Linked DNA regions of Homo sapiens: all the other regions are linked to region 1. Evidence: chromatin loops called from intact Hi-C (ENCODE). Cell type or tissue: Caco-2. All regions are shown on one strand. Links, peaks and the distances in the headings refer to the core of each region. The heading gives the core; the rest is flanking DNA. Region 1 overlaps LOC105376360 (a long non-coding RNA gene). Region 2 overlaps LOC105376360 (a long non-coding RNA gene). Region 3 has its middle 9.4 kb from the start of LINC02639. Region 4 holds the start of LOC107984192 (a long non-coding RNA gene).

Region 1 (7,781 bases), core at 1,038-6,037:
ACTTGGCGTCTAGTGAGAGTTTGGCCCCCCAGTTCACAGACAGTGACTGCTCACTGTGTACCCGCAAGGCGGAAGGGGTGAGGCAGCCATCTGGGGCCTGATGATATGGGCACTAATCCCAATAGGGGGCTCTGTCCCCATGGTCGAATCACCTCTTAAATGGGGATTAAGATTTCAGCATGTGAATTTGGAGGGGAATGGGGCACAAACGTTGTCTATTGCACCGTTTTTATTCATTTAAAAATGTTGAAAGAGGATTAAAAATAAGAATAAAAAACTCTCAGCCTAGAACATGCTATTTGCCAATGAGATTTTCTTTTTATTTTATTTTTAAAGATCAACACCACTTACTTTCCCAAGCTTATTTTGAAAGTTGACTTAACAGAAATAATAAGAGGCTTAAAATTTACAATTTCCTTTACCTAGAAATTCCATAAACAATCTAAAAGGCAAACAGAAAATTTGAGGAAAGTTTCCAACATATATGATAGGAAAAAGTTAACATTCTTAGACTATAAATGACTGACATTATTTGAAAAGGCACACACTTCAATAGCATAATGGGCAAAGAATATAAACAAGTAATTTAGAAAAAAAACCGTATGGCCATAAAAAAAGAAAAAATATATATATGTATATATATATATATATATGAAATTATTTAGCCTCAATAGCATTCAAAGAACTATAACATACCAGATACTATTTTCACCCATCAAAAGTCAAATATTAAAAATAAGTTATAGTATCCAATGTTGTCCCACATATGAGGAAGTAAACAGCCTCCTACACTATTGGTGGAAAACAAATTAATACAACCTTTTTGTAAACTAATTTGCTTATTCCTATTAAAAACCTTTAAAATAAGTACATCCTTTTGTCCAATAAGTTTACTTGGAAAGATTTATTATAATAATTATAGCTATACTCAAAGATTTAACTTAAATATGTTCATTGTTTATATCTGATCAAATATTTGTACAATCTGGTGACCAGAATAATACATAGTATAACCCCATTTTTGTGGAAACAAATATTTATATGTACAGTTGACCCTTGAACAACATGGGTTTGAACTACTCTAGTCCACTTGTGTGTGGATTTTCCAATGAATATATTGAAAACTTTTTTGGAGATTGTAACAATTTGAAAAACCTTACAGATGAGCTGCTTAGCCTAGAAATCCTGAAAAAATTAAGAAAAAGGTATGCCATGAATACATAAACTATATGTAGATACTAGTCTTATTTATATGTTAATCAGCTGTTCATGCTATCAGTAAGGCTTCCTGTCAGGAGTCAGCTATCAGTAGTTAAATTTTAGGGGAGTCAAAAGTCATATGTGAATTGTATTCGTCCGTTTTCACCCTGCTGATAAAGACATACTTGAGACTGGGAAGAAAAAGAGGTTTAATTGGACTTACAGTTTCATGTGGCTGGGGAGGCCTCAGAATCACAACGGGAGGTGAAAGGCACTTCTTACTTGGTGCTGGCAAGAGAAGATGAGAGAGAAGCAAAAGCAGAAACCCCTGATAAGCCCATCAGATCTCATGAGACTTATTCACTATCATGAGGACAGTATGGGGGAAACCACCCCAATGATTTAAATTATGTCCCACCAGGATACAATTCAAAATGAGATTTCGGTGGGGACACAGCCAAACCCTACATGAATATTTAACTGTGCGAGAGGTCAGTGCCTATAACGCTTGCATTGTTCAAGGGTCAACTGTATATAATATATAGTTAAAAAAATACATAAAAGTATACACAGCAAAGAGGTTACTCTGGAGTGGCAGAATTTTATATTATTTTAATTTTTTCTCTGTTAATCTATGTGGACTATTTTTCCTTTAATAATCATGTGCTATGCCCTTAGATGTATTTATTATGTGAAAAAAGATAGTTATTCCTTTATTACTAAAAATAAATGCTTCTAGAATAAATAAGTAAAAGTAATATAATTATTTGGTACAGATTTTTAATAAAATGGTGTTAAAGAATAAAAATTCTTACATATGCAAGGAAGAATCAGAATGTGTATAACAAAAAAGCAATAGTCTTCATGTGTGATTATGAATTGTGAGATGTTTATTTTCTTCTTGTTCTCATCCACACTGTCTAATTTCTCTGTAAGAATGTTGATTACTTTCTAAGAAAACATAGTTTAATTGGCACCTTGGGGTTGTGGTGAAACAGGCATCCTGATGCCAGTATAATTGGCTACAGCCTTTCTTAAAAACAATTTTCAAATTCCTTTCACTATCCTTAAAAGATGACAGTGTTTTACATAGTGATTCCATTCCTGTTGATCTATCTTAAGGATATAATCAGAATATTGACTCAAGACTGTTGTTTTTCCAGAATTCTTTCAAATTGAAAAAAAAAATTTAAAAAGAAAAGAATATCTAAATAAATAAAGTATATCAATATAATGAACTATTGTGCAATCATTAGAATGATTTCTAAGTGTTTTTTACATAGTAACTTGTTATTGAACATTTAGTTTGAGTCATACGTTATATCAAAAGTTTCACCATGCATGAGTTCATTTGATTCTCTCAACAAACCTGTGAATTAATATTGTGACCATGATTAGTCACATGAGAAAACTGAGGATAAGAGAAAACTATAAGACTCTTATGTGACAAAATGTCTAAACAGAGTAACTATTTGAATCCAGCCCCTATGGATTTTGCTACTACTATCTGGAAATGATAAAGCAAAATCAGACACTACCAGTGATTTAATGCTAAGAGGAAAAAAAGTCATCACCTAAATTGTATCCTATTAAAATAGACATATAGGCATAGGAAGAAATAGAGCAAAACATTCATAGACACAATATGGGCATGGCAAGTTTTCAAATAATTTTTATTTTTTTAAAATTTTGTTCCTTTCTGTGTTTCTCAAATGTACTACAATGCACATGTATTATAAGAAGAAAAAAATAGACCGGGCACGGTGGCTCATGCCTGTAATCCCAGCACTTTGGGAGGCCGAGGTGGGCAGATCACGAGGTCAGGAGATGGAGACCATCCTGGCTAACACGGTGAAACCCTGCCTCTACTAAAAATACAAAAAATTAGCCGGGCGTGGCGGCGGATGCCTGTAGTCCCAGCTCCTCGGGAGGCTGAGGCAGGAGAATGGAGTGAACCCGGGAGGCAGAGCTTGCAGTGAGCCTAGATCGTGCCACTGCACTCCAACCTGGGTGACAGAGCAAGACTCCATCTCAAAGAAAAAAAAAAAAAAAGAAGAAGAAAAAAATAAGGTAGCTGTAAGTAACCAAAAAAATACATTTTCAAACGGGGGTTATTCTCATGTTTGGCATGTGTCATATAAACACTAAACAGTGCTAGAATAATGGGTAACTTGACTTTATACACACTGTGCTTTATCATAATTCTGCAGAAAATGATACAAAATATATCACTTGACTTAGAATATGAAGGTCAATATATTTTGTAATTAGGTATTTGACAAATGCTTTCCTGTAAGAGCTCCTCGCTTTATAAATATGGACTCACTGATATCGATGATAAAATAAATATCAAAGTTTGTCATCCACAGGGGAAGGATGTTGAGATAAGATTTTCGTTTCACCCTTTACCCACTCATATGGTATGAGAGGAACCCCAGCAGAGCAGGAAGTTCAGGTAACATTACTCAGCATTACTCAGTCTCTTCTGAGCTGTTTCTTTCTCACTTGCTGTCTTACATCCTTCAGATATTACTTTTTACAAGACTTCAAACACTAATAAAATGATACACATTAGTAAAAGAGAAAAATCCATTATATAACCCTTCAGAATAGACTAAAGGAGCAGAGTCCATAAAAGCTGAATCATCCCATTGTGTAGGTCCCTACCAAAAACACTTGACTTATCAGCTGAGCCAGGAAACCTCATCTTCAGTACACATGAGATATCAGTAGCTGTTTCACAGGTTGGTCATCAAGGGAGGCATTTAGGTAAAGATTCGCATTCTGACTTTATCACTCACTAACTGGAGAATTGCAGCAAGTTACTCAAGCCCTTAATACCTCTGTTTTCTCAGTATTAGGAATGCAGAGTAATGTCTATTACATAGGGCAGTTGTGAAATTTGGGCAAGAGAGTGTGTGTTAAATCCAGAGGCTGACACATAATTAAGTATTCAACTCAGTCAGCGAATGTGTTTACTAAGTGCCAAGTCACCCACTGAAATCAAACCTGTCCGTGGTGCCACAGATACAGCTGTAAGAATGCAGCCAAAACCCTGTCCTCCGCCAGCTCATATTTTAGTGATCCTTATTGTACAGGTCTTGAATTTGACCAATCAGCAGACATAGTGGTTTTTGTTATAATAAAATCTAGATTAAACATATTTATTGGATAATTTTTAAATCTTCAGAAAAAGATTCACAAAATAATATTTTATATTGCAATGTATATTTTTACTTGATTGGTAAAATTAAGATCTTTAATCCACTTTTCTTTCTTTTTTTTTTTTTTTTGAGATGGAGTCTCACTCTGTTGCCCCAGGTGCCCCAGGCTGGACTGCAGTGGCACGACCTCGGCTCACTGCAAGCTCCACCTCCCCGGTTCAGGTCATTCTCCTGCCTCAGCCTCCCGAGTAGCTGGGACTATAGGCACCCAACAACACACCTAGCTAATTTTTTGTATTTTTAGTAGAAACAGGGTTTCCCCGTGTCAGTCAGGTTGGTCTCGATCTCCTGACCTTGCGATCTGCCCACGTCGGCCTCCCAAAGTGCTGGGATTACAGGTGTGAGCCACTGTGCCCGGCTAATCCACTTTTCAGAAAGACTTTTTTGATAGTTAATTTTATGTCAACTTGACTGGGCAAAGGGATGCCCAGATAGCTGGTAAAAGTCCATTCCCAGGTGTGTTTTTGGAAGAGATTTGCATTTCATTTGACTTGATGGGATTGATTTTTGAATTGGTGAATGGAGGTAAAGAAGACCCACCCTCGCCAATGTGGGCATAATCCAGTTCTTTTGTAACCTCCCAGCGGGTTCACCTTGTTCGCTGCTTAGACAGAACCGATTTATCAAGACAGGGGAAATGCAATGGAGAAAGAGTAGTTCACACAGAGCCAGCTGTGTGGAAGCTGGAGTTTTATTATTACTCAAATCAGTCTCCCCGAACATTTGGAGATCAGAGTTTTTGAAGATAATTTGGTGGGTGGGGAGGGGCAGTGAGTTGGGGAGTGCTGATTGGTTGGGTTGGAGATGAAATCATGGAGCATCACTGTCTTCTTGGGCTGAGTTAGCTCCTGGGTGGGGGTCACAAGATCAGATGGGCCAGTTTATCCATCTGTGTGGTGCCAGCTGCTTCATCAAGTGCAGGGTCTACAAAACATCTCAAGCACGGATTTTAGAAGCAGTTTAAAGAGGTTCAGAATCTCGTAGCCTCCAGCTGCATGACTCCTAAACCGTAATTACTAATCTTGTGGCTAATGTTAGTAGCCTAGTTCCCAGGCAAGAAGGAGGTTTGTTTTGGGAAAGGGCTGTTATTGTCTTTGTTTTAAACTGTAAACTATGAACTAAGTTTCTCCCAAAGTTAGTTCAGCCTATGACAAGAATGAACAAGGACAGCTTGGAGGTTAGAGGCAAGATGAAATTGGTTAAGTTGGATCTTTTTCACTGTCTCAGTCATAATTTTGCAAAGGCAGTTTCACTTTCAGAGCCCAAACAGTACAAAAAATGTAGCGGAAGGGTGAATTTTCTTTCTGTGTTGTAGCCAGGACATCCATCTTCTCCTGCCCTCACGTTGGGAGCTTCTGGTTCTTAGGTCTTCAGATTTGAACTTGGGACTTGGGACTGAGCCACACCACCAGCATTCCTGGCTCTGCAGCTTGCAGACAGCAGATTGTGAGACTTCTAGGTCCTCATAATCTCAGCAGCCACTTCCGTTAATCTCTATATATACATATACATATACATGTGTGTGTTCATGTATGTGTGTGTGTGTAGTCCATGTATGTGTGCGTGTGTGTATAGTAACACTTTTGTTACTCCATTTAACCTTGATTACATAACATTCACAAGCAAGTGTTTAAATACAATTCTTTTTTAATTTGAATTGTTTGGTATTTTGTGGGCCTTTTGGTTTAAAGGCTCATATTATTTAGCTTTAAACAATATTCTTGTTTCATTTATTTTATAATTTCTGTTTTTCCAAGTTTATTTTGCTCTAACTCCTGCTATTTTTTTGCCTTCAAGTTTCATATATACATTTTTTGTCATATATATGCATGTGTGTGTGTGTGTCCTTGAAGACAAGAAATATATACATATGGACCTTGAAGACAAGGACTACACACACACACACACACACATGCACACACACATGCACACATGCATGCACATTTTATGTATTTGCATCTATACATGCATAGAGAGCATATATATGTATATGTGTATATATACGTGTGTGTGTATATATGTGTGTGTTTATATGCGTGTGTGTGTCCTTGAAGACAAGCAATGCAGTTGTTGTTTACATGTCCTGTGCCTATCACAATGCATGGGATATGATATGCTTTCAGTAAAGCTTGCTGAACAAATGCATGAATGAATGGGTTAGCAAAAATATTTTAACCTGCCTAAAAGAAACCATAAAATTTATAATTTTTTAAAGCAAGACTGTCATGTATATATCAACAGATAAATGAAAATTTGTTAGAGAAAAAAGAAAAAGCCCAGAATGAGAATATTATGTTCTCTTTATCCAAACTAACTCCTGTAGATGTGAAACTTGGAGAGAAAATAAACAGGATCATTTGCTTAGGATTTCTCTTCTAAGAGCTCTAAATATTGGAAACACACTGAGTAGCAATATTGCATCCAAATCTGTTGGTTAACAAATTAAAAATGTATAAAATAACAAACATCTTCCTTAGGGTAGGCCCATAAAAAATAGATTTACTAAATGAAAGAAGTAGTGTTTCAAAATAATTTCTATCACTAATTTGAAGGTTTTGCTTTATTGCATTTTTTGTTCAATACTGCTAAAGCAATTCTTATCATTTTTTCAGTGATTCTCAATTTTGAACACTTTTGTTACTCTGATTTAACCTTCATTATGTAACATTCCCAATCAAGTGTTCAAATGCAATTCTTTTTTTTTTTTTTTTTTGAGATGGAGTTTTGCTCTGTCGCCCAGGCTGGAGTGCAGTGGCACGATCTCGGCTCACTGCAAGCTCCGCCTCCTGGGTTCATGCCATTCTCCTGCCTCAGCCTCCCGAGTAGCTGGGACTACAGGTGCCCACCACCACGCCCAGCTAATTTTTTGTATTTGTTTTGTTTTGTTTTGTTTTTTTAGTAGAGACAGGGTTTCACTGTGTTAGCCAGGGTGGTCTCGATATCCTGACCTCATGATCTGCCCACCTCGGCCTCCCAAAATGCTGAGATTACAGGTGTGAGCCACCACACCCGGCTGCAATTCTTTTTTTAATTTGAATTGTTTGGTATTTTATGAGCCTTTTAGTTTAAAGGCTTATATTCTTTAGCTTTGAACAATATTCTTGATTTATTTCTTTTATAATTTCTGTTTTTCCAAGTTTCTTTTGCTGTAACTCCTGTTGTGTGTTTTTTTTTTTAATTAAGCTTTCCTGGAATCGTTATCTATATATTTTACTTTTCCCTATTTTTTCTGTATCTTTGTATTTTTCTCAATTAACTACTAGAATAATGTAAGTTAGTATTTGACATTTTGAAATCTTACCATCGATATCAGAGTCACAATTTATGGGGAAAGAAAGAAGGTTAAAACAAAGACAG
Region 2 (7,781 bases), core at 1,706-6,705, 80 kb before region 1:
CCTGTGTGAATGGGGTAGGGTGGATGCTAAGCTAGCTGGCAGGTGGCGGTGAGGGGGCCCCTTTAGGTCAGGGTGGGTAGAATTCCTTGAGAGGATACAGGAAGAGAGTGAAACCACCGGGTTAAGGTTTTCCATAGCTCACCCCAGCTGCTGTATGGAGAACACAGAACAGAGAAGAAAGGCCGCATGGAAAGCCAGTGCCGTGGTGCAAGCATGATGCTGTGATGGAAAGAACGACGGAGGGAGGTAGCAGGATGTGAGCTGGGTTTTGGAAGCTCCCAACTTAGGGTCTTTCACTTCAGTAACTGTAGACATTGATACATTTACTGGAATGAGAAGGCAGAGGGGAAATAGAATTCTGTTTGGGATATGTCAAGTGTAAGACGCCCATCAATATCTGGATCGATACCCCAAGTAGGCAATTGGATGAAAGTGTTTGCAGGCAGGTCAGGAGTAGAGAGAGAAATCTGAGAGTCACAAAATTCTGGAGTATTTAAAGCTTTAGAATCAGAATCAAAAATGGTAAGTGGAGAAAAGCAGGGATTCCAGATCCAAGTCCTGGGTGCACCAGCATTGACAGTGGGGGCAGAAGGTTGGTGTTGAGAGCCAAACAGAGCTCGGTAACACTGTGAGCTGTCAAGAATGTCCACTCGTCTAGCTCACCAGCCAGCTTTATTCATGTCATTGTCCTTCTGCCAATCCTAACATCAATGAGATGTAATGGCGGTGATAAATATGGATGTATTCATGTCTCTTTGTGCAGAAAGCAGAGATTGTTGCAGCATAATATTTTTAAAAAGGAGTAGGTACCAAACATTTTATCACATTTCTCTCTAAACTATTTTTTTTCTGCCTGGTGGAGAGTAGGCTTTTGTTTGTCAGTTTGTTTTGTTTTTCAGGAAGGTACTGCAGGCACCTAATTAGAGGAGACGGTGATACGTTTACAAAGTATTAATGGAGCTGTCTTTTCCCGCCTTACCGTGAACAAGCACTTTTTCTTGTACTTAAGTTTAAAATGTCTTTCTAGGAATAGAACAATTGCAAACACTGCAAAGTGCGAGTAGGAGGGAGGGGATGGTGAGGAGGGGGAGGCTGCCTGGACTCCAGGGAGTAAACACTGCAAAATGGGAGTGGGAGGGAGGGGATGGTGAGGAGGGGAGGCTGTCTGGACCCCAGGGAGGTGTCATGGACCCTGTACCATTTAATCCATCCCTCTCTCATTTCCTATTTAAAATACTAAGAATGAGTAAAACATACAGGAGAAATTTAGAGAAAAGAGAGTGGAAAACTTTAATTTTTAGAGTTGTCAATGAAAACATGTCTTCTTTTCTAAGGGACAAGAAAGAAATCAATCCTGGGTCATTGAGCTGGAATTTAAACAGAGCCTCAGACTACATGGATTGTTCTAGATAGCATAGCCTGTTAACTTCATTCCAAAATGATCATTTGGTTAAAAACACTTATGAAAACAATTTTTGGTGGCCTTGGCCTCAGGACTGATTGGCTCACTCCAGAAAATCCAGCAGGTTAAACATGTAAATCAGCCTTGGGGAGGTGTTAGGAAGCAAAAACTCCAAGCCTGGTACCTATGTGGATGGCGGTTTATGGGTTTAGGACATGCTTTGAGATGAATGTATTGGATTCTTAGACCCAACTCTTTTGATCGCTGATTTTTTGATGGAGAATATTGCGTCTTCCTAGCTAGCTTGATAAGTGTGGGGATGTCACGTCTCCTTAGCAATCCGAGTTATATGGAATAATCTAGAACAATTTAAAATGCTGCCTCATTTTTCCTGTAAGCAAACTTTATTCTTCAATAATAAGTACAGGTGGTTTTTGCCGGTTGATTAATTCCTTGGTCTTTACTCAGGGTAAGTACTGAGGGAGGAGGATTGTGTAGGTGGGATTGGGCCATGGTGTGAGTGTGGATGTTCTGAGGGCGGGAGAGTATCTCTGATTTGGAGCCTTTGCCAGTTTCCATAATGGAAGACTCCAACCACGGCCAATTTCAGGCTCTCGATATCCTGTGTTCCATGTAAAAGCTTCATGGGTCAGAAATGTCAACATTCAGCCTTCGAAAGCCAGTAGGACACAGGGCAGAGGTAGCTGGTAGGGGCCAGAACTGGGTAGATGGGAGTCGTCATCAAAGAAATGATGACCCGACCTCACATGCCTAGTAGGTCAAAAACATTTCATTGAACAAAATCTAATGGTGCCTCGTTTTCTTTCAAAAGCAGCGTTTGCATAATAACTGGTGCGCTCATGAATGCCCATTGGAAGACTGGGGAGAAAATGTAAACCCACAGGAAAAAGCATGTTTAGATGTGAAAGAAAGGCTAGTTTTTTTTTTTTCTTTAAAGCCAATTGAGTATAAAAGCGGTTGATAACTCCTAGAGTAACTGTTTGTAGTCCTTGCATTTAGAGATGGGCCACCGCTGTGCCCTTTCTCTAGCCGGAGATAATTACAACACAGTCTCACCATTCCTCCCTTCAGAAAATGATTATAATAAAATATCAAACCTGGAGGAAGCTCAGAGTCTTCAGAGATTTTCCATAACCTGTGCCTTCAGGACACAAAAACCTACATGGCCAGACAACCAGAAACAGGACTTATTTTGAAAGATTTTTCAAAGATTCACCCACTCTGTCCAGTTTTAAATGTAAAACCACATTCATAGGCAGGAAATCCTTTCCTGTATCTAACCGTGGTGTCTCATTTTTTGTGTGTTTAATTAATTCCCTTTGTCTCTTTTCTAAATGAGGGAATTATCCTCCCATCCCTAAGTATAATTAAAGATACTGAGAAACCCTATTACTTCAGATCCCACTAATTCACAAATTGTGATAATTCCAACAAGGCCTGGACTGCAAAAATAATTAGATAAGCAAATAAATGGGGTAAACAAGCCTGTAGGTCACCTTAGAGGCCTTCACTCTATACCTGCCTTCCAGTGAAGAGCTGCCTGGACCCTTTGCTGGGGAAGTGCTGTCTGGACAGACTCACCCCTTTACCAGCTCTTTTGCCATTGAAGAGAAAGGCTGTTTAGAGACCTCTGGAGATCCCTCTTTGGGAAATCTCTTTCGGAACTTTATCCCTCCACCGCCTGTAGGAGTCTGGGTCCTCACCCTGGCTGGGCCTTCCTCTGTAGCCTTGCTTCTGCCTGGAGGAAGGCCAAAAAATCCCAGGAAGTCACTTTGTAAACAGGAGCTCTTTCCCTCCATTCATGAAAGCAAATACCTGAGCGGCTTTACTGTGGGAGAGCTGGGGTGGGGACCTGGAGGCACTGCTGTGGGCAGTCAGTTGCATTTGTGTTCCAAAATTCAGGCCTTTGTGATCCTGCGAGGACTTCTGTCTTTGTTACTGTTCAGCTGTATTTTGTCAGGTTCCTTCGTTCATTGAATCATTCTTCATTGACTGCCCACTCTGGTGCCGGACCCCAAGGATATATTACATAGACAAACTATATACAGTCCTTTTAATTTCATTTAAATAAATTTTTAACAATTAAATAGTGCTCACTACTTGCGGGCACCGTGGCAAGCACATTAACAGTAATGACTCGTTTAATTTATGCTCCTCAGTGAACTCACAGAGTCGCGGAGCAAACAGCTTACAACACAGAAGATTCAGGGCGACATCCCTGAGGGAGTCAGGTGCAGTCCGGGAACATGGCGGGGCCACTCCCGCATGAGTCCTAAAGGATAATAAGGAGATTTCAGGTGAATAACTAGGGCCATTTGCAAAGCAAAATGGAAAGTTGGTGAGGCTGGAGACCTGATGTGTCCTGTGAAAGGAAAATACCTTGGGCCTCTTCACTAAGCTAAAAAGAAAACTCAAGCTGGGAACTGCTCAGGGCAAACATGCCTCCCGTTGTATTCATAGCCATCCCTCTACTCACTGAGATAGATGCATATCTGATGGCTTCCTTTGCAAAGGCTTATCAGAAACTCAAAAGAATGCAACCTTTTGTCTCTCATCTACCTGTGACCTGGAAGTCCCCTCTTGGCTTCGAGTTGTCCCTGCCTTTCTGGATGGAACCAGTGTACTTCCTACATATATTGATTGATGTCTCATGTCTCCCTAAAGTGTCTAATACTAAGCTCTGCCCCGACCACCTTGGGCACATGTCGTCTGGAGCTCCTGAGGCTGTGCAAGGGTACACATCCTCAACCTTTGCAAAATAAGCTTTCTAAAGTAACTGAGACCTGTCTCAAATTTTCAGGGTTCACAGTACCCATGAAGGAAACAGAGATGGTTGTCTAGGACTCCAAATGCTCATTTTGGTTTGGTTAGCTGGATGGAAAAAAGATAAGGCAGAAGCAGCAAGGGTGCAGCCAACTAGCTCTTAAACAAATCCAGGTGAGGAGAGATGGCAAGCTGAGAGGTTAAATGACATCAAGTGATATAAGATGGAGGTGGGAGGCCAGGTGCAGTGGCTTACGCCTGTAATCCCAGCACTTTGGGAGGCCGAGGGATCACCTGAGGTCGGGAGTTCGAGACCAGCCTGGCCAGCATGGTGAAACCCCATTTCTACTAAAAATATAAAAGTTAGCCAGGCATGGTGGCACGTGTCTGTAATCCCAGCTACTGGGGAGGCCAAGGCAGGACAATCGCTTGAATCCGGGAGGCAGAGGTTGCAGTGAGCTGAGATGGCACCATTGCACTCCAACCTGGGCAACAAGAGTGAAACTTCATCTCAAAAAAAAGAAAGAAAGAAAGAAAAAGATGGAGACTGGAGACAGGGGGCTGGAGTCCAGAGAGCCCAGGAGAGGGAGGTCGAAAGTCAGATGGGGGCAGGAACTTGGGGAGGACCTGACTGTGGGGGCCTGTGCTGGTTTCTGTGATGACTTGGACTCTGGATAGAAATCGTTATGGGTTTGCGCAGGGCTGTGTGATCTGCTTTTCATTCACATTTTTTATCGTCCTGCCTGCTATTGTGAGAGGATACTGAGGGGGCAAGGCAGAATCAAGGACACAGCCAGGAGGCAGTCACTGCTCTCTAGGTGGGAGATGACAGGGCCTGGCCTAGGGCAGGAGTGGTGAAGGGGTGGGGGTCGTGGCCAGGTGCTACACAGTCCCAATTAGTGTCAGTGGGGTTGGCTGGCAGACTTTATGTGGGATATGAGTGGTTTGACCTGAGAAACCGGAAGGTCTGGCTTCCACCCACGTAGGTGGTCGCTGCAGGAGATGCGGGCTTGTCAATTTCCAGAGTCGCCTGTGGTTGCAGCTGCCTGGTGTCACCTGCTGTGTGATTCACTCCCCTTCCCCCTTCCCTGTAGGCTGGACCTGTGAGTTCTTCTCACCAACAGAATACGGCAAAAGTGACAGGACTAAATGCTTATGCATACATGACTTATGCTTATGCATAAGACTGTAGCTCATCCTGTTGGAATATTCACTCCTGCCAGCTTTGAAGAAGCAACTTCCCATGCTGTGAGCAGCCATTATGGAAAACAGTATGGAAGTTCCTCAAAAAACTTAAAGTAGAACTACCATACGACTGACCAGTCTATCTACTGGGTATATACCCAAAGGAACTGGAATCAACATGTCAGAGAAATATCTGCACTCACATGCGCCATTATTCACATCAGCCAAGACATGGAATCGACCTAAGTGTCCAGCAAAGGATGAAAGATAAAGAAAATGTGGTGCATAGACACAAAGGAATATTATTCAGCCCTGAAAAGGAAGGAAATGCTGTCATTTGTGACAACATGAACAAACCTAGAGGACATTATGCTAATTGACATATGCTATGTGAATTAAAAATTATGCTAAGTGAAATAAGCCAGGCCCAGAATGGTAAATACCACTCAATCTCACTGGTATGTGGAATCTAAAAGTTGAACTCATAGAAGCAGAGAAGAGAGGCTGGTGCGGGTACAGGGAAAATTGGAGAGATGTTGGTCAAAGGGTACAATGTTTCAGCTAGACAGGAGAAATAAGTTAAAGATCTATTGTGCATTATGGTAACTATAGTTAATAACAATATTTTGTATGCTCGAAAATTTCTGTTAAAAGAAAAACTTTAGCCAAATTAAATTTAACCCAGTTTAGTTGAGCAAAGAACAATTCACAAATTGGGCAGCCTCCCAAGACAGAGGAGGCTCAAAGACTCCAGCGCAGCCATGGGGTGGAAGATTTATGGAGAGAAAACAGAAAGGAAGTGAGGTACACAAACAGCTGCATTGGTTACAGCATGGCATTTGCCTCCGTTGCACATGGTTTGAACAGTTGGCCCCCTTTGCTTGGCAAAAGCTCAGTGATTGGCACAAGAGTAGGCTACAGTCTGTTTACATCTCCATTTAGGTTTTAGTTCACTACGTACAGAGAAACCTTTAGGCCAAACTTAAAATATGGAAGGAGGCAGCTTTAGACTAAACTTGATTTAACATTGCTAAGAAGGTGGGTTTTAGGCATTCTCACCACACATTATATGAGGTAATGCACATGTTAATAGCTTGACTTAGTTATCACTCAGTGTACACATATGTGAAAACATCACATAATACACCATAGATATAGAGAATTTTTACTTGTCAATTAAAAATAAACAAAACAAAAGCACATTGTTTTAAGTCACTAAGTTGGTATTAATATTGTTATGAAGTGATGGATAACAAAGATGTCAGGAGAAAGACTGATTTTGTCTTGAACAGATCGAGTGTGAGCCACAAGAGATTCAAGCAGAAATGCAAGTAGGCGAATGGATGTAGGGATCTGGGCTTCAGGAGAGAGGTCTGAGCCGGCTGTATCCCTGTGGGTTCAGCAGCTGTGGAGGCACTAAAAGCCATGAGAATGCATGAGACCACCAGGAAAAAGAGATAAGAGATCTGGGGTGTTGTCCTAAGACCTTAGAGACCGGAGGAGGCCCCAGTGGGATTGGAGAAGGAAAATCCCATGTGGCAGGAGGAAAACCAGGAGGGTGGCTGCATCGGAAGCAATGGGAGGAATGGGATTTGGGGGGAAAGAGTCATCAACTCTGCCCAGCACTGCTCATAGGTCCAGGAAGAAAGGGCACCATGTCTAGGGCTCTCCATCCCTCAGTGCCACTCGCCACCCACCCCACAGTCCTGCTACAGACCTCTCATCACTCAGACCTGGAACTCCTCATGACCTCCATCTCAAACCTTCTCTTTTCTTTTCTTTGCTCTTTTCTTTTTTTTCTTTTCTCTTCTCTTCTTTTCTCATCTCTTCTCCTTTCTTTCTTCCTTCCTTCCTTCCTTCCTTCCTTCCTTACTTCCTTCCTTCCTTCCTTCCTTCCTTTCTTTCTTTCTTTTTCTTTCTTTCTTTTTTTTTCTTTCCTTTCTTTCTTTCCTTTCTTTCTTTCTTTCTTGACGGAGTCTTGCTCTGTAGCCCAGGCTGGAGTGCAGTGGCACGATCTCAGCTCACTGCAGTCTCAACCTACTGGGGTCCCACCTCAGCCTCCTGAGCAGCTGGGATCACAGGTGTGCACCACCACTCTCTGCTAATTTTGAAAAGTTTTTGTAGAAATGGGGTCTTACTATGTTGCCCAGGCTGGTCTCAGACCCCTGGGATCAAGTGATCTTCCCTCCTTGGTCTCTTAAAGTGCCAGGATTATAGGGGTGAGCCACCACACCCAGCCTCTTTTCTACACTTGCCTTCCTCCATCTCTAGCCCCTTTCCTCAGCACACCTGTCCTGCTGATCCTCAGACACGTTGACACCTACTAACACTGAACTGGCGTCTTTCTACTGCACCTTGCTCTCAGTTTCCCCTTGTCCAGCTGGAGTCATCTGTGTCTGTCTTCTGTCCC
Region 3 (7,781 bases), core at 1,807-6,806, 85 kb after region 1:
TTCAGCTGAAAAATTCCATTTTACCAGCTGAGCATGTGGCTTGGTCTGGGATATTTGGTCGCAAAACAAAACAAAACAAAACCTGCTCAAATCGTGTTAAAACAAGCAAACAAACTCGCTGAGAAGTTTATATTGGAAGATGCTGAATGTAAGGGCAGAAAGCAATGCTATCCCCAGAAGAGATCAGCGCCTGAGCCTGAGAAGTCATCCAGAGGGAGGCAGGGCCCTTCCTCAGATCCCACGGGGTCTGGGATCCTGCTGTCCTCTGCCTCCATGGGCAAAGACCACGATTTCTGTGACATGCCCCATCCAGGATCCCAGCTAGTGCTGATGAGGAAGGTCCCCTCGTGGAATAGTTACTAGTAAATTCATTGAGAGGAGCCCTGGCTTTATTCCATCCAGGTGTGTGCATGTGTGTACACGCATGCCTATGTGTATGTGTACATAAACACACATATGCGTACACTGGGCTTCCAGATTAGAATGTATTTTATTGCTGACGTTTATTTGACCATGATGCTCTGCCACTGTAATCAGGTTATTTTCTTGAGTGAGGCTCCAGTCTCTCCACGCAAATGGAAATAAAAGCAGCACCTTTCCTGCTGTGAGCCCACAAACCTCCTTCCACCCTCCGTCAGGCCGTGCAGAAGGCCGCCATCATTATTTCCTTCCTGTGAGTTAGAGGTCATTTCATTCCACATGTATTTCTAAAAAACTAAAAGGGTATGTTTTATATGTTTTAATCTTAGCTTTTCTTTGAGCTGAATAAGAAGGGGGCAGAGTTGTATGTGATCTGAAACTTCAGTGTTTCAGCAAATATTATATGGTTAAGATTTAGATGGTTATTTCTGATGTTGAATGCCATATTTGTAATATTTCATCATTTGCAAAATGATTGCTAGATGATTACCCGTTTAGTAAGTTAAACCGGAAGTTCCCCCAGTGTCTACTATGTTAAATAGTTTTGTTTTCTTAAGTCATGAATGGAATTTCAATGTAATTAAAATGTTCAGTATCTACTTGATAAAACAGCAATATCTGGTGGGAAAATGATCCAATGCATACCAGTGACTCTTGAATCTCGGTCTCACGCTGAGCAGAAAAAGCCAGACACCAAAGACAGGTGGGGTCCGATTGCACTGCGTGAACAGCTAGAGCAGGCCAAACTCATCTTTCGAGATAGAAACCCCATCAGGGCATGCTGGAGGCAGAGCGGGAAGGGAGTCTGCACGCAGAGGCTCTGTGTTAGCAGAAGTGTTGGTTGCGGATTTGGGGATGGCCATTCAGGGGTAGGGGTATGCATTTCTTAAAATTCATCACACTCGCTTCGGGAGGCTGTGGATCGCCTGAGGTCAGGAGTTCGAGACCAGCCTGACCAACATGGTGAAACCCTGTGTCTACTAAAAATACAAAATTAGCCCGGCGTGGTGGCAGACGCCTGTAATCCCAGCTACTTGGCAGGCTGAGGCCCGAGAATCACTTGAACCCGAGAGGAGGAGGTTGCAGTGAGCCAGATGGCACCACTGCACACGGGAGGTTGCAGTGAGCCAGATGGCACCACTGCACTGCACTCGTCTGGGTGACAGAGGGAGACTCTGTCCAAAAAAAAAAAAAAAAAAAAAAAAAAGAAGAAGAAGAAGAAAAGAAAAAGAAAATGCACATTTGTAAGATCCATTCTGATGCAGTCAGAGGTGGGGGGATATCATGGGAAGTCATCGGTCAGTGCCTTCAGGGGTCTTGTGGCCACCTCTGTCTCCTCTCTGTGTAGACGAGTGCCCGGTAGATTATGTTTGTGCTCGCTGACTTAATCCATGACTGAGTACAAACTTCACTTACTTTGAAACCTTCTAGTTTCTCAGCAAAATGAAAAAGTTACTTTTTCTCCTTGTGTGCTAGGCACATAAATTCTAATAACCTTTATCTCTGGAAAGACAGATTTCCAGTATTGGCCATTTCAATTTATATTATTCATAGATGTTGGCCCTTAGCATTCCCACTTACAATAACCACAAATCCAGACTCCATGCCTGCAAACTTATCTTATGGCGGAAAAGATCTTTTTAAGATAAAGACCAGATAACCAGACAACCGTAACAAAGCGAATTCCAAGCTAAGGAATTGATGATTCTGGTTAACTGTGGACAGAGCCCAGCGGGAAGCTGACTTGAGTTCATGTTCTCCATAGATCTGGGGTCAACACGAGAATCCCTTTCCCATGAAATGGTATAATAATTCCCTTTGAAATGTATTCTCTTAAATGCCACTGTGGGGAAATTTATTAAAAATTTATAGTATATATTAAATCAATAAGATGAAGATATTTTTTCTCATGGCTATTCTTTAGGTAGACCTCAACGTGACATTCAAATCCTGTGCTAGATGGATGTGAATGTAATGGTTTTGTAAGTAGCTTCCTTCTTGACGGGTCACAAGGCAGTGTCCATGCACACCCCAAGTCAGGAGACACGCAGTCAGAGGTAGATTTAGTAACAGGACAGGAGAATGCGTGCTGACATGCAGATTACCTACTGCAGGGCCTTCCATTTCAAAGCATGATATAACCCCATATATTTAGGAAGATGACCAGCTCTGTGATTTTGTGATGCCTTCAGTATCTTTTGTATTTTATACAAATTGGCGTTATCTTTCATGAATTGCATGGAGAGTATCCAAGGGTGATATCTCTTCCTGAAGAATACCTGGACATCATTTAATTGTCAGCTTCAGAGACCGGCCTCTCTGACTCTCTCTTTCTGGGATTTGCAGTCAGAGAAGGTGGAGATGTAAACTGCTAAAATTACATGAACATATATGGGCCTCTTTTCCTCCCCACCCCACCCCCCCAAAAAAAAGCCATCTTTCTCTGAACACATCAAGTTATCACCACTTTTGATGTGAAGGGATCTGAACCCCTTCTGTGTATATCCACACTCCTGGTATGACATGATTGGAATTACTTCTTCATCTCCCATTTGACTAGCAGTTCTGTTTATTGATCTACATTTGGCCAATTAAAATAAACAGAAAGTTTGGTGTGAATTAAAAATTACAAGACCCTTCGTCATGCCATTACTTAGACTTTAACAGATAAATACTGACATTTCAATAAAGAATCATACCATGTTGTAGGAATCACAGCATCATATATGGCTTTTTTTTCCTGCAGCCAGGCATGGCGTTGCTCCTCTTGGTATCAATACCATTTCTTTTGCTTGGGCCTTTGTTTAAAGAGGAGGAATGTGACACATTTTTATTTTAATCATACTTGGTTTCTGGGAAATTCAGCTATTCTTTTCTCCTCTTTATCAAAGTGATGATGTAAACATTATCAGACTCACTAATTAGATAGTTGGCCAAACCTGTAAATAAAGCTAAAGTCACAGCCCTCTGATCTTCAAAGAGAAACAGTCTAGATGAAGAGAAAGGTGTTCTGTTGATAAAACACTGCCATGTAATTGGAGGCAAAATTAGATCACAATGGAGGCTCCTAACAGGCATGAAGATTAATCTTGTGTCTGTGACCCACTTGAGTTCTTCTTAATACCAACCTATATTAAGAAAGTCTTAACATCACTTGAAATCTCAAAGCACAGAGCTTTGGTTCATCTTTCCAACATTGATTTCATTTTTCTAGGTGAGATGTGAAGATTTTTAGGAATGAATGTGGGATGCGACAGGGTCCTTAGGTTTCCTGGGTGATGTTTTCAAGGTGCTCTCAACCTCTTTGTTTCACTAAGACTTCCAAGAGCAGTGCGGATGTCTAAGCAGGCAGTTTACCTGTGAGACAGCAGAGAATACACTGAGTCCGGGAAATTCAGTGACTTCTTTGGGGCCACTTGGCTGGTGAAGTACAGAATTTGAAGTTGGATCAATTAGATCTGCTAATTCTCCTTCTCTAAGTGGTGCATAGAACAAATATTTTAAAAAATAGATTCTATTTGTCGCCGTGTATGAATAGAAGAAAAGATGATTCTATTGTTGCTTTTGTATATCGAAGGAGGAACTTTCTAAACTGTAAGCCTAACGATGTCTCACACAGCAGTCTTTATTGACTACAAATCTATCCTGTGGTCCTGGGATCCAGGTTATAATTTTGTATTATTTAAATATTTTATATAAGAACAATATCCAAAATGGCCATCCATTTTTTTATATTTAGATATTTTTGTATTTAGATATTTGCAAGTTTTTATATTTAGTTTTTTTGTAAATTTTACAATTCTGGACTCTTGCAGAAACTGTCATTGTTCGCCTAAGCTGAAAATATTTTAAGAAGGAGTTTGAAATGCAGTTCCACAGACCTCATTCTTCTCCCCCAATAATATTTTCATAAGACATTTCCAATCTTTCAGAAGACAGTTTGGTTAAAACGTCAGTTATTTTTGTTTATGACCTCTGTTTAGGTACAAGCTGAGTATTTTATTCTTATCTGCATGACAAGAATCTAGTAGAAATGGAGGATGAGGCTTATCTAAGGTAAAAAGCTTTAGTTTAAAAAAATGTTGATGACTGGCATATGTGTGTAACATTGATATTGGCCAGCTATAAAATAATTTAAATAGGCTGTATTATTTTATGCCTTTATGGCTGGATTCTATTACCATGCTGGTGTTCAATCTCTACCCGACAGACAATCACTAGAGAAAGGAAATTTGATTCTGAGGCCCTCTAAACAGGGCCACTCCCTGCTTGCACAGTTGCCCCACGTCTGGAAGGATTTGAGCAAAGCCCAGGAGCAGATGCCCCAGCCGTGAGGTCATGAGGAAGCCTCTGGCCGCAGGGAGAGATAAAGTTGCAGGGTGTGTGGCAAAGGATTAGGAGAAACCTTGGAATTTGGACTGAGCAATTTGACTTCAGCAGACTTAACCTGAGGCGGCAGTGGGAGAATCAATTTGCCTTAAATAAAGTGTTTGAAGAATGCAGAGTGGATATGGTAGAAAAGGTGCAAACCACAGCGCCTTCTGGAATGGGATCAAGAAACTCCACTCCGTAAGGTGGGGAAACGGAGGCTGTTAAAAAACGTAAAGGCATAGAATAGAATCACACAGTGATAGGAAAATTATACCAAGTCACCACCCCTGAACCCGATCAGCCTATGTAAATGACTTTGTGCTAATAGGAGTTTCAGAGAAGGCTAAACTCCCAAACCTTTGCCTGACACCACCCTGGTGCTTAAGACCACCTTGGTGATGAGTCTGGAGTCCACGCGTGGCTCATAACACACGGTCTATAATGTGCTAGCTAAGCACAGAAACACACGCGTTCTGGGTGACTTGACGTTTTAATAAACATGTGATTCCCACACATGGGAATGCTCAGGCCTGGAACTGACCCACAGGGATGCGTCCTCACAGCCTGGGGGAGCCACGAGGATTTGGCTCTGATTCTCATCTTCCCCCTCTTCATCCCTTGCCCTCCCACTCCTCCATGACGTGGTGGCCACAGCTCCTGCCGGGCAGTGAGGCCGACTGCAGCTGACCGGTGACCGGCGTGGCTGGCTCAAGGCTTTGGCTCTGGTTACAAATAAACTGGCCGTGAAGTTCTTCCATTTTCCTGTGTGCTCCTCTGTCTCCATGTGTGCGTTTATAGCTGGTTCCCACAGGGCTGCTTATCAACCCCAGCTTCTTCCAATCTCACGGCTGACGCGCAGGCTGTGGACCCCGATGGGGACGATATGGAGCCTTTTGCTGGCATCCCGGCAGTTTGGTGGTAGGAAGTACTTATGTGGGTATTTCTCAGTTTTCTCAGGTTTGGAAATTTCCAAACCTGAGGCAGTGGGATTTCTTGTGATACTAGAATCTTTTGGAGGGTAGTGAGTGCTTTCTGGGATGGGGTCCCAGCCACGTGAGACAGGCTCACGGTTTCAAGCCATCCTGCAGATCGGCTCCAGGGTCGTGCCTTCACCCCAGACCTGCCTCCAGATAACATTTCCCTGGGCCTCTGGTGTCCAAGAATCTGTTAAAAATCAGACTAAAACCGTTAGGTGCCATGACAAGACCTCCGGTACCACCAGGGCCCAGCGCGATTGATTTAAGAACACTTCAAACTCACTGCCGCCTTCTTAAAAAATAGGAAGAGAGAGTGAGTAATAGGGAGGGGAGAAAGGGGAGTTTGTCAGCCATCATATGTCATAAGAGGATATTTTATTTTAAAAATATGTTGAAGCTGGCCATGGTGTGAGTTGACTGCTGAGGGAGTGAGGCTTTCTGTTAGAGAAAACTCTTATCCGTTCCTTAGGAAACGTGATGATAGGCTTGCTAATTTGCAAGTGATGTGAGGCTCCTCCCCGCTTCACTCCTCCCAACACACACACACACACACACACACACACACACACACACACACACACTCACTTTGTGGCCTCCATGGACGAGGTTGCAGTAAAAAAGAGAGAAATTTGTCACAGAAGAGATGTCAAGAAGACAGTGGGCTGGAAAGTGGGCCAGCCCTGAGAAGGAGAAGCACCCGCACAATTGGAAACATTCTCGGGGGGCAGAGGGAAGGGGACTGGAAGCATTCTCGGGGGGCAGAGGGAAGGGGACTGGAAGCATTCTCGGGGGGCAGAGGGAAGGGGACTGGAAGCATTCTCGGGGGCAGAGGGAAGGGGACCGGAAGCATTCTTCCGGGGTGAAGGGGAAGGAGCTGGCCTACTCAGGCGATGTAGCTACGTGGCAGTCTCATCTCCCTTTTGTGGATCAAGAAACAAACTCAGGCTTAGAAAGGCAAATGACTTCCCTGGGGACACAGGGCAGTGATTGGTGGCACAGGAATTCAAGCCCGAGTCTGCATGCCTGTCCACATAGAGGCAGGCGTCAGGGCCGCAGGTGCTGCCGTATGGACATATGTTAACTTACGCTAACTTGCCTTTAGGACTCATCTTTGCTGTTATTTGCTTACGACAGAGCTGCTTCTATAATTATGACAGGATTCCCTGCCTTAGGAAAGGTGAGTCTGAGAGAGGAGAGAATCTGGAGTTATGCTGGCTCAATGAACACTCTTCATCTGATTCTTGAATTCCTTGCTCTTCATTCCTGACCAGGCTTATCTTCTGTTGGGAAATTCCAGCAACAGGGACCTTGTTTCAGAGCTACCGGACTGTAACATCTGGTAGCGATCCCTGAAAGAGTAATCGGGAGAAGCACTGGTTGGAGGGTTGAGGAGGGGGAACTCAACACCCCACCTCCAACCCCCAAAAGAAACCTCTGTGTGTGTGTTCCTGTATGTACGCGTGCGTGTGTTCCTGTATGTACGCGCACGTGCGTTCCTGTATGTACGCGCGCGTGTGTTCCTGTATGTACGCGTGTGTGTTCCTGTATGTACGCGCGTGTGTGTTCCTGTATGTACATGTGTGTGTCTGTGGTCTCCGAGCGTGTCTGTGTGCTTCTGTGTCTCCATGTGTATATTTAGGTGTGTGTGACCCTGTGTATGTCTGCACTTGCACCTGTGCCCGTGTTCGCGTATGCTTCTGGGGGTGTGTATGTGCTCGTGTGCATGTGTGTATTCATGTCTGTGTGTACAGTACATGTGTGTCTGTGTGTGCTGGGTGTGTATGTGTGTATATGTACTGCTGTGTGTCTCTGTGTGTATGTTCATGTATATATGTGTGCATGTGTCTGTGTGTATGGCTGTGCATGAGCTTATGTGTGCGTGTCTTTGTGAGTGTGTAAGTGTATAGACGTGTGTCCATGTGTATGTATAAGGGTGTGTATATGTGTATCTGTGTGACTATGCATCTGCGTGTGCACATATGTGTCTGTGTGTCTGTGTGTGCATGTGTCTGT
Region 4 (7,781 bases), core at 1,881-6,880, 250 kb before region 1:
CGGGAAGAAAGAGAGTGATGTCACGGAAATCTCATTAAAGTGTCCCCGTGCACATTGGAGATTCTTCGTTTTGTGCCACAGTCAGGAGAGGGGAGAAAACCTTTCCTAGGTGATGCTCCCTTGAAGGCTAAGTCTGAGTGTTTTAGGTATTTCCTTTTAAAGAAATCATGCACTATGACAAATGAAAGTGTGTAAGATTGCATTGTTACTTTCCTGTGCATGGCTGGACACACACTGGCGTCAGTCCTTGCCTGGGAAACAGTGGCATTCTGTACTTTATTGGAGTGCATTCTTGGGAAGCATTTGTTTGAGATCCTCTAGGGTCATCTAAGGGGCTCCCATGGCAAAGTGGCTGAAGATAAAAGTCAAGGTGAATCTAGCAGCTCAAAGTTTTCATGGGTCATTTATGATGGGTGTTAGGTCATCATCCTTGCCTATAAGATTGGAAATTAGGAGGCAGACTGACGTTTAAGCAAACAATTAGTAGTGTAAGTAAAGTTAATATGAAGAATAAGTCAGCTGGGCATGGTGGCTCACACCTATAATCCCAGCACTTTGGGAGGCCAAGGCAGGAGGATCAATGGAGCACAGGAGTTCCAGACCAGCCCAGGCATCATAGTGAGACCTAGGTTAAGACCTTGTCTCTATTAAATTTGAAAAGATTAGGCAGGGGTGGTGGTGCCTGCCTGTGGTCCCAGCTACTCAGGAGGCTGAGGTGGAGGGTTGCTCGAGCCCAGAAGGTCGAGGAGCAGTGAGCCATGATCATGTCACTGTGCTCCAGCCTGGGTGACAGAGCAAGACCCTCTCTCAAAAAAAAAGCCAATTTGAATGTTCTGTGTATGTATGTCTACATGCCCATGTGGTATGTGTACACATGTGTATGTGGATGCCTGTATGGTACATGTACCTGTGCCTGTGTTTGCATATGTGCACATGCATGTGCACGTGTAAATCTTTATGTGTATGTAGGTTTGTGTGCAAGAAAGTACATGTCTATATGTGTGTTAACATGTGCATGTATGTGTGCACATGCCTATGTGTACACACGTACAATGTGTGCATGCATGTACGCACCTATATAAGCATGTGTGTGCCTGTCTGTATGTGTACATCTCTGTGTACACATACATGTGTGTATAGGCATGTATGCATGTGTGTGGCTGCCTGTACGTGTACGTCTGCATGTGTCCACATATGTGTGTATAGGCATGTATACATGTGCATGTGGTTTGGAACAGGGAGCTACAGCATGACAGGCATGGCATTGTTCAGAGAAGAGAAGTGAGAGAAAGCTCCTGAACTCCTCCTCAGGAAGGCATCAGGAAGCGCGGCCTCTGCCTATCGGGATCTCACCACAGGGCTCTCCTCCCGACCCACTCCGCTGTGAGTAGAAGGGGGACATTGTCCCCACCAAGCCCCTGCATCCAGTTCTTTCCCAGCTGCTTGCCTTTTTCTCTGCAGGCTCCTGTAGGATGTACAGAGCCTCTTCAAGGGTAGTCCCTGTGACTTCCACCATGGGGTTGAGAGTGCAGACTGAGTTTTATGGAAATATCTCACGTGGTTCCACTTTCTCTGTTGGGGCCACTGAGCAATGCATTCCTTCTGGGCCCGTGTGGCCTTATTTTTCTGTTTTTTTCTTCACGCCCTATTGTTGAAGGTTCTATGGTTTCATATGCTTTATCCCGATAGCATGTTGCCCCCTCATAGCAGCTGGTTATTTGGCCCTGATGAGGTGGAGCTGGGGTTCCCGTTCCGGCTCCAGCCCTGGGCTGTTTGAAATTCACCCCGCCCTGGCTCTTGATTTCCTCTCCCTCTGGTTTCTAGTAAGGGGAGCGCCAGTCCAGTCTGAGCTCCACTGTCACTGCCGTCACCTTCTGATGGAAACCTGCTAGTTGTAAAGTCACCTCCCTCCATGCTCCATGGGAATGCTTGACGACTCCAGATATCCTATAATTAACTGCAGGGCTTGACGGGGGACAGAGAAACTCCACCGCATGTTTATTTTTACAAAGAGGCAGCCGCACAGAGGTTGCTGAGCACACATTTATGCTGAAACACTCGCCTAGGCAGCCCTCTTCATGGCCTGTAGGATGACAGTGAGGGCACTGTTGTGTTCAGCAATTGCCACAGGAAATGACTTTATGCAAATAATCCCAGGGGAGATGCTGTAGGCTCTGAGAAAGCCGTAATTACAGCTTCCACCCGGGCATTTTCAGTGATCAAGTCTCTGGAATGTAATCTTTCCAGGCCTTCTGGAACTGGGAGTGATAAACAATCATTTGGGATAATTGCCCGAGAGCAGCCTCCACTCTCCCAGAGGCCGTGGGGCAGAAATTCCAAGTCCCTGCCTCTGAGAAGGGGGTCCTTTGGCCACCTCCCTCCGCGGTCCTGGCCAACATGTCTGCATCTCTGAAATGGAGCTTTCCTCTCTCCTGGGCTGTTCGGAAACCGCCTTCTGGGATAGACATCTCCAAGGAAGAGCTGTGTCTACTTTGTTTCTTCCCCGCCTCTCACACCCGGTTCAATGTGATACCACAAATATGGCGAGCTGTTTGAAATAATTTGCAGAACCCAACACTGAAGACAAGCTCCAACCTTCCAGGGTATATTTTGAGTATTTTAGCACGAGTGTCAAGATTTTATGCGTTACAGTATGCTCATGATATCTTCCCTGCGGTTTATTTTGGGCGAGATAAAATCTGTAGCAATTAGTTTCTCACAAGTCTATTTTATGCAGAAGAATCTGTTATTTCCTAGGCGTGTGATTTCTTTGGTTTTACCTTTACCATGAGTGTCTTCCTTCCCAGATCTCTGCTCCCCCTTGGGGTTGGCAGTTGTCCTTCGCTTCTGCCTTCTGGGCTGTGCTCCGTCCCTTAAATGCTGTTTGGGAAGACGTCAAGTGCAAATGAGGAAGCTGCTGTAGGTTAGTGAGCCATACCCAGGACCGAAATAGAAAAGTGCTGGTACCAACAGGAAATGAGAGAGTGTGTGTGCAAAGATGAGGCTATGGTTGGGATTTTGTATTTTAATCTTGTCTGAAACGTGTGTATTTCTGTCATGGGAACCAGCAAAGGACGTAGAAACAGGTAGCGTAAGACCCCTTAAGATAAAGGGAAGGAGTCCATTGTTTGCATAGAGCAGGTGTCTATGGGCGGTCCACTTTCTCTCTTTGCGTTTCTTCGAATTCTTCATTTGTACTCCATTCAACCACTTGTAAACCCTTGGTCAAACTGTTAATTGAGACGTAAATTCCATTGTAGGTATCCCTGCGATCGAAGGAAATAAAAATTCTGTCTCTCTGGAATTAGGAAGAGCATGCAGAACGTTGAAAGGGTTTAAGATGGACTAAGGTGTGTGTGAAAATGCCTCTTTTCAAAAAACCAGAAAAGAGAGCCTGCACTAATTACATGATTGTGCTTTCTTTTTAAAAAAGTTTCCAATTTTACTTAAATGGGAGAGAAACCACAGCGGATGAGGCACTCCAGGCCTTTTTCTTTTTTTCAGCAGTGGAGCAGCAGAAATCATGGATCACAAGTGTCTCTGTAATCAGGCTGCACCGAGACATTTCTCGGCATTTCTGATGTTTCAACCCTACCCCACCTGCCAGGAGGAGGCTCCAGCCCGCCAGGAGGGCAGGAGGCCATTGCTGCTGCCACTCCAGAACCTCATAAGGGTTTATTGTCTGCCCACAGTGTATTTGTCAAGGTGGGCACCTTGCGTCGTGGGGCACTCTGTTTTTTTTTCTCTCTCTTTCTTTATATATATGCATACACAGACACACACACACAAACACACACACACACACGGTCATTGCAGTTTACAAAGAAAAGAAAAGAAAAAAAAGAAGAAAAGAAAAGAAAAAAGGCAAACCAATTCCCCTCTGTCTGGGACCCAGATCAGAGCCAGCCTGCCATGACCAGTCTGGAAGAAGGTGGCAGAGAGGTGGGGCAGCTTCCCGAGGCCTGGGAGGTGCGTCTCCATGGCAACTGCGGGGCTTTCCCAGATGATGTCACACATCACACAGGATTCCTGAGATCCACCTGGAGATTGGCTGGTGAAGGATCACTGCCTTTTATCTTGTTCCAACTCTTTATTTGCGCTATAGACAGGCACTGTTTCTTACTTTAGCTCCGAGAGCAGTTTCTTCTTGATACCTAAACTGCTGGGCTGACCCCTTGTATCCTAGATTCTTTACAAGGGGGAAAAATATGTTTTTTAAACAAACGTGTTACCAGGGTGAAGTCTGAGGAGCTGGAAGGGAGGGAGACAGGGGCTTTGCTGTCCTGAAGTGATGCCTTTGCTGTGGCGTGACAGCTCAGACTGGAGCCGGGCCCCAGGGAAGGGACTAAGTAGGTGTCTGTTGCTTTTCCAGCTCTCCTACTAGCCGATCAGCTCTTCTCCCAGGTGGACCTCCTGATCCTCCGGAACCTCCTGGGTCCTGTCCCAGCAGCTGCAATTTGCAGAAGAGGAGATTGGTCAGGAGGGAGATGCCGTGGCCTCACTAGCAGCTGCAGGCTCTTTGCCTGTTTGTGGTGTAAATGTTTGAGTCTCCCCCTAATTCACATGCTGAAATTCTCACCCCCAAGGTGATGGTGTTAGGAGGTGGGGGCTTTAGGATATGATGAACTCATAAAGGTGGACCCCCCATGAATGGGATTCGAGCCCTTTTGAAAGAGATCCTGGAGAGCTCCCTCACTCCTTCCTCACTCCTTCCACCATGTGAGGACACAGTGAGAAGCCGCCATCTATGACCCAGGAAGCAGATACTCACCAGATACCAGATCTGCCAGAACCTTGATCTGGGACTTCTGACCTTTAACACTGTGAGAAGTGACTGTGCTGTTTGAAAGTCACAGTCTATGGTGACAGAACGCCACAGGGGACTCAGATATGGCCCCCATGCTTGCTACAGGAAGCCTGCGGTGGAGCCCTCTTCCCTCCTTGAAGTCTGGATATGACTGAAAAACTGTGGGTTCAAGTGTAAACAGGCTTGTTCTGTGAAGATGGACCTTTATTCTGGTAGATTTCAGCGTGTCTTGCTTGTATTCTCAATTGTGACTTAAGATGGGTGTCGCTGGCCCAGGGTGAGACAACGGGAACTGGCATGGATGCGGCTGGAGGGTACGCACCCTTCTTAAGTGGTAACAGGTGATGTTCATGGAGTGTACATTCTGAGCCAAGCATTATTTTTTTTAATTAATTCTCTTTATAAGTCTATGAGAAAAGTGTTCTTATTAGCCCCATTTTAAAGATGCAGAGACGGAGACACCGGGAAGTTGCATGATCTGAGTGCCTTATGGCTGGTGCTGCAAGAGCTAGGAGAGGAGCCAGGAGGTCCCCGTCCAGTGCCTGCACCTACTGCCAAGCTGTCCTCCCTGCCAGGTCACCACCTGAGAGCAGAAGCTGAGAGAAACTTGCTCTCTGCCCTGGTGGAGGCTGCAGGCCCTAGGAGGGAGGTTGACTCCTTGCCCCACCAGCTCCATGATTCTGTTTTGTACGGGCCCCACATAGCACGTCCATCTGCCCTGGGCTGCGAGAAGAGGCACCAGAACTTTGCAGTCAATCAGTTCCAATAGCTGACTAAGACTGAATTGTGTTCATGACCAGCACTACTTGAAGCAATATAGAAGATGTACTTTGAGTCAATCAGGGAACTCTGCAGGCAACACTCATGTAGAAAAACAGAAAAAAAAATCAAGGTAGAAGAATACAAAGCAACTAAAACGGCACTCATGCAGAAGCCAATGCCAGGCATTCTCCATTGCTGATAGATTTAAGTTGCTGGCACGAGGCTAGAAGAAAAGGCAAAATGAAGCATTTAAATAATTCAATTTTTCACAAAAGTACAGGTTAATTCCACATCTTGGCGATTGTGATCAGTGCTGCATAAATATGGGGTGCAGGTGTCTCTTTGGCACACTGATTTCCTTTCCTTGGGGTGCATACTCAGAAGTGGGATTGCTGGATCAGAGTTCTACTTTTAGTTTCTTGAGGAACCTCCATACTGTTTTTCACAGTGGCTGTTCTAGCTTACATTTCTATCAACAGTGTACAAGAGTTTTCTTTTCTTGGCATCTTTGCCAGCATTGATTTTTTCGTCCTTTTGATAATAGCTGTTTTAACTGGGGTGAGATGGTATCTCATTGTGCTTTTGATTTGTATTTGATGATTAGTGATGTTGAACATTTTAAATATATTCGTATTTGCCATGTGTATGTCTCCTTTTGAGAAATACTTATTTTATCATAGCACTATTCACAATAGCCAAGACGTGGAATCAACCTAAGTGTCCATCAACAGATGAATGGATAAAGAAAATGTGGTGCATATACGCAGTGGAATACTATTCAGCCATAAAAGGAAGGGAATCTTGTCATTTGCGGTAGTGAGGATGGAACTGAAGGACCTATGCTAAGTGAAATAAGCCAGGCTCAGAAAGACGGGTCATGCATGTTCTCACTCATATGTAGACTCTAAAGAAGTTGACCTCATGAAGGCAGAGCATAGATGATGGTAACTGAAGGCTGGGAAGGGTGGAGAGATAAGGAGAGGTTGGTTAATGGGTACATACAGTTAGATGAAGAAATAGGTTCTAGTGTTTGATGATACAATAGGATGACTATAGTTAGCAATAATTTATTGTATATTTCAAAATAGCTAGAAGAGATTTGAAATTGATATGGTTTGGCTGTGTCCCACCCAAATCTCATCTGGAATTATAGCTTCCATAATTCCAATGTGTTGTGGGAGGGACCCAGTGGGAGATAATTGAATCATGGGAGTGGTTTCCCCCATACTGTTCTTGTGGTAGTGAACAAGTCTCGTGAGATCTGATGGCTTTATAAGGGGAAACCCTTTTCACTTGGTTTTCAATTCTCTCTTGTCTGCCACCATGTAAGACATGCCTTTCACTTTCCACCATGATTGTGAGGCCTCCTCAACCATGTGGAACTGTGAGTCCATTAAACCTCTTTCTCTTTATAAATTACCTAGTCTCAGGTATGTCTTTATCAGCAGCATGAAAACAGACTAATACAGAAGTTCTCTCAACACAAAGAAATGACAAATGTTTGCAGTGATGGATATCCTAATTACCCTCGTTTACCATTACACATTGTATGTGTGTATCGAAATATCACAGGTTCCCCATAAATATGTACCATTGTTTTGTATCAGTAAAGTGGAAGAAAACATTGAAAAATAATGACAAAAAGTGACAAATGTTTGCAGTGATGGATGTCCTAATTACTCTATTTGACCATTACACATTGTACGTATGTATCGAAATATCATAGGTTCCCCATAAATAGGTACCATTATTATGTATCAATAAAAAGGAAGAAAACATTGAAAAATACAGATTAAATTTTTGAATGAAACTTTATTTTCTGTTGTTTTTACCTCCCCCAATCCCCACGACCAGCTCTGAAGTATTCAGACAAAATTCCCTCTTGAGTATTATTAATAAGGAAGATACTGGGTGATGAGCAGATGACAAACCTCCTCTGATTGCCCGTCCTGGGAAACCTTTCTGCGGCATGTCGAAATGCACCCCTCCATGTAAGTCAAGAGCCCAACACTAATGACAAGGCAGTACAAGCTCCTCCATCTGGGGTCAGGCAGATAAAGTCCGAGTTCACAGTTTGTTTCTTTTATGCAGTGAAGAACAGAAGAATGAAATGCATATCATTTGTACAATTCCCCAGCAGTATTATTTCTCAGAATCAGGCCTTGAGATACATTGAAAGAACAAAAACTGTAAAGTTATGGTCTCAGTAATG

The links. A loop is a pair of places that touch in the nucleus more often than their neighbours do. Peaks named below come from ENCODE experiments on the same cell type or tissue, not always from the same donor. Only the 100,000 strongest peaks of a DNase experiment are listed, where the experiment ranks them.
Region 2: it touches region 1 in a loop (5-fold over the local background); 4 of 110 quality-filtered maps call a loop at or near these places.
Region 3: it touches region 1 in a loop (2.8-fold over the local background); 5 of 110 quality-filtered maps call a loop at or near these places.
Region 4: a loop joins it to region 1, with 2.1 times the contacts of the local background. A loop is called at or near these places in 4 of 110 quality-filtered maps.

What each region holds. Positions count from the first base shown.
Region 1 is chr10:3,736,597-3,744,377 of GRCh38, forward strand. The region is part of intron 1 of LOC105376360 (a long non-coding RNA gene); the gene reads left to right. Among named protein-coding and RNA genes, the nearest start is that of KLF6, 45 kb to the right of the region's middle. RefSeq lists enhancers at 2,974-4,173, 5,747-5,886. In Caco-2, for the core only: no CTCF peak of the experiment used is centred there; DNase peaks (open chromatin) are centred at 3,915 and 4,191.
Region 2 is chr10:3,655,793-3,663,573 of GRCh38, forward strand. The region is part of intron 1 of LOC105376360 (a long non-coding RNA gene); the gene reads left to right. Among named protein-coding and RNA genes, the nearest start is that of KLF6, 130 kb to the right of the region's middle. In Caco-2, for the core only: no CTCF peak of the experiment used is centred there; DNase peaks (open chromatin) are centred at 3,201 and 3,959.
Region 3 is chr10:3,820,665-3,828,445 of GRCh38, forward strand. No RefSeq gene overlaps it. Among named protein-coding and RNA genes, the nearest start is that of LINC02639, 9.4 kb to the right of the region's middle. In Caco-2, for the core only: no CTCF peak of the experiment used is centred there; DNase peaks (open chromatin) are centred at 4,757, 5,454 and 6,777.
Region 4 is chr10:3,482,561-3,490,341 of GRCh38, forward strand. All of the region lies in intron 3 of LINC02669 (long intergenic non-protein coding RNA 2669), which reads right to left. All of the region lies in intron 1 of LOC105376360 (a long non-coding RNA gene), which reads left to right. All of the region lies in intron 1 of LOC124902538 (a long non-coding RNA gene), which reads left to right. LOC107984192 (a long non-coding RNA gene) reads left to right here and starts at 987. Exons shown (of 2, transcript XR_001747329.1): 1 at 987-2,923; 2 at 3,261-7,781. RefSeq lists an enhancer at 3,449-4,648. In Caco-2, for the core only: no CTCF peak of the experiment used is centred there; a DNase peak (open chromatin) is centred at 3,981.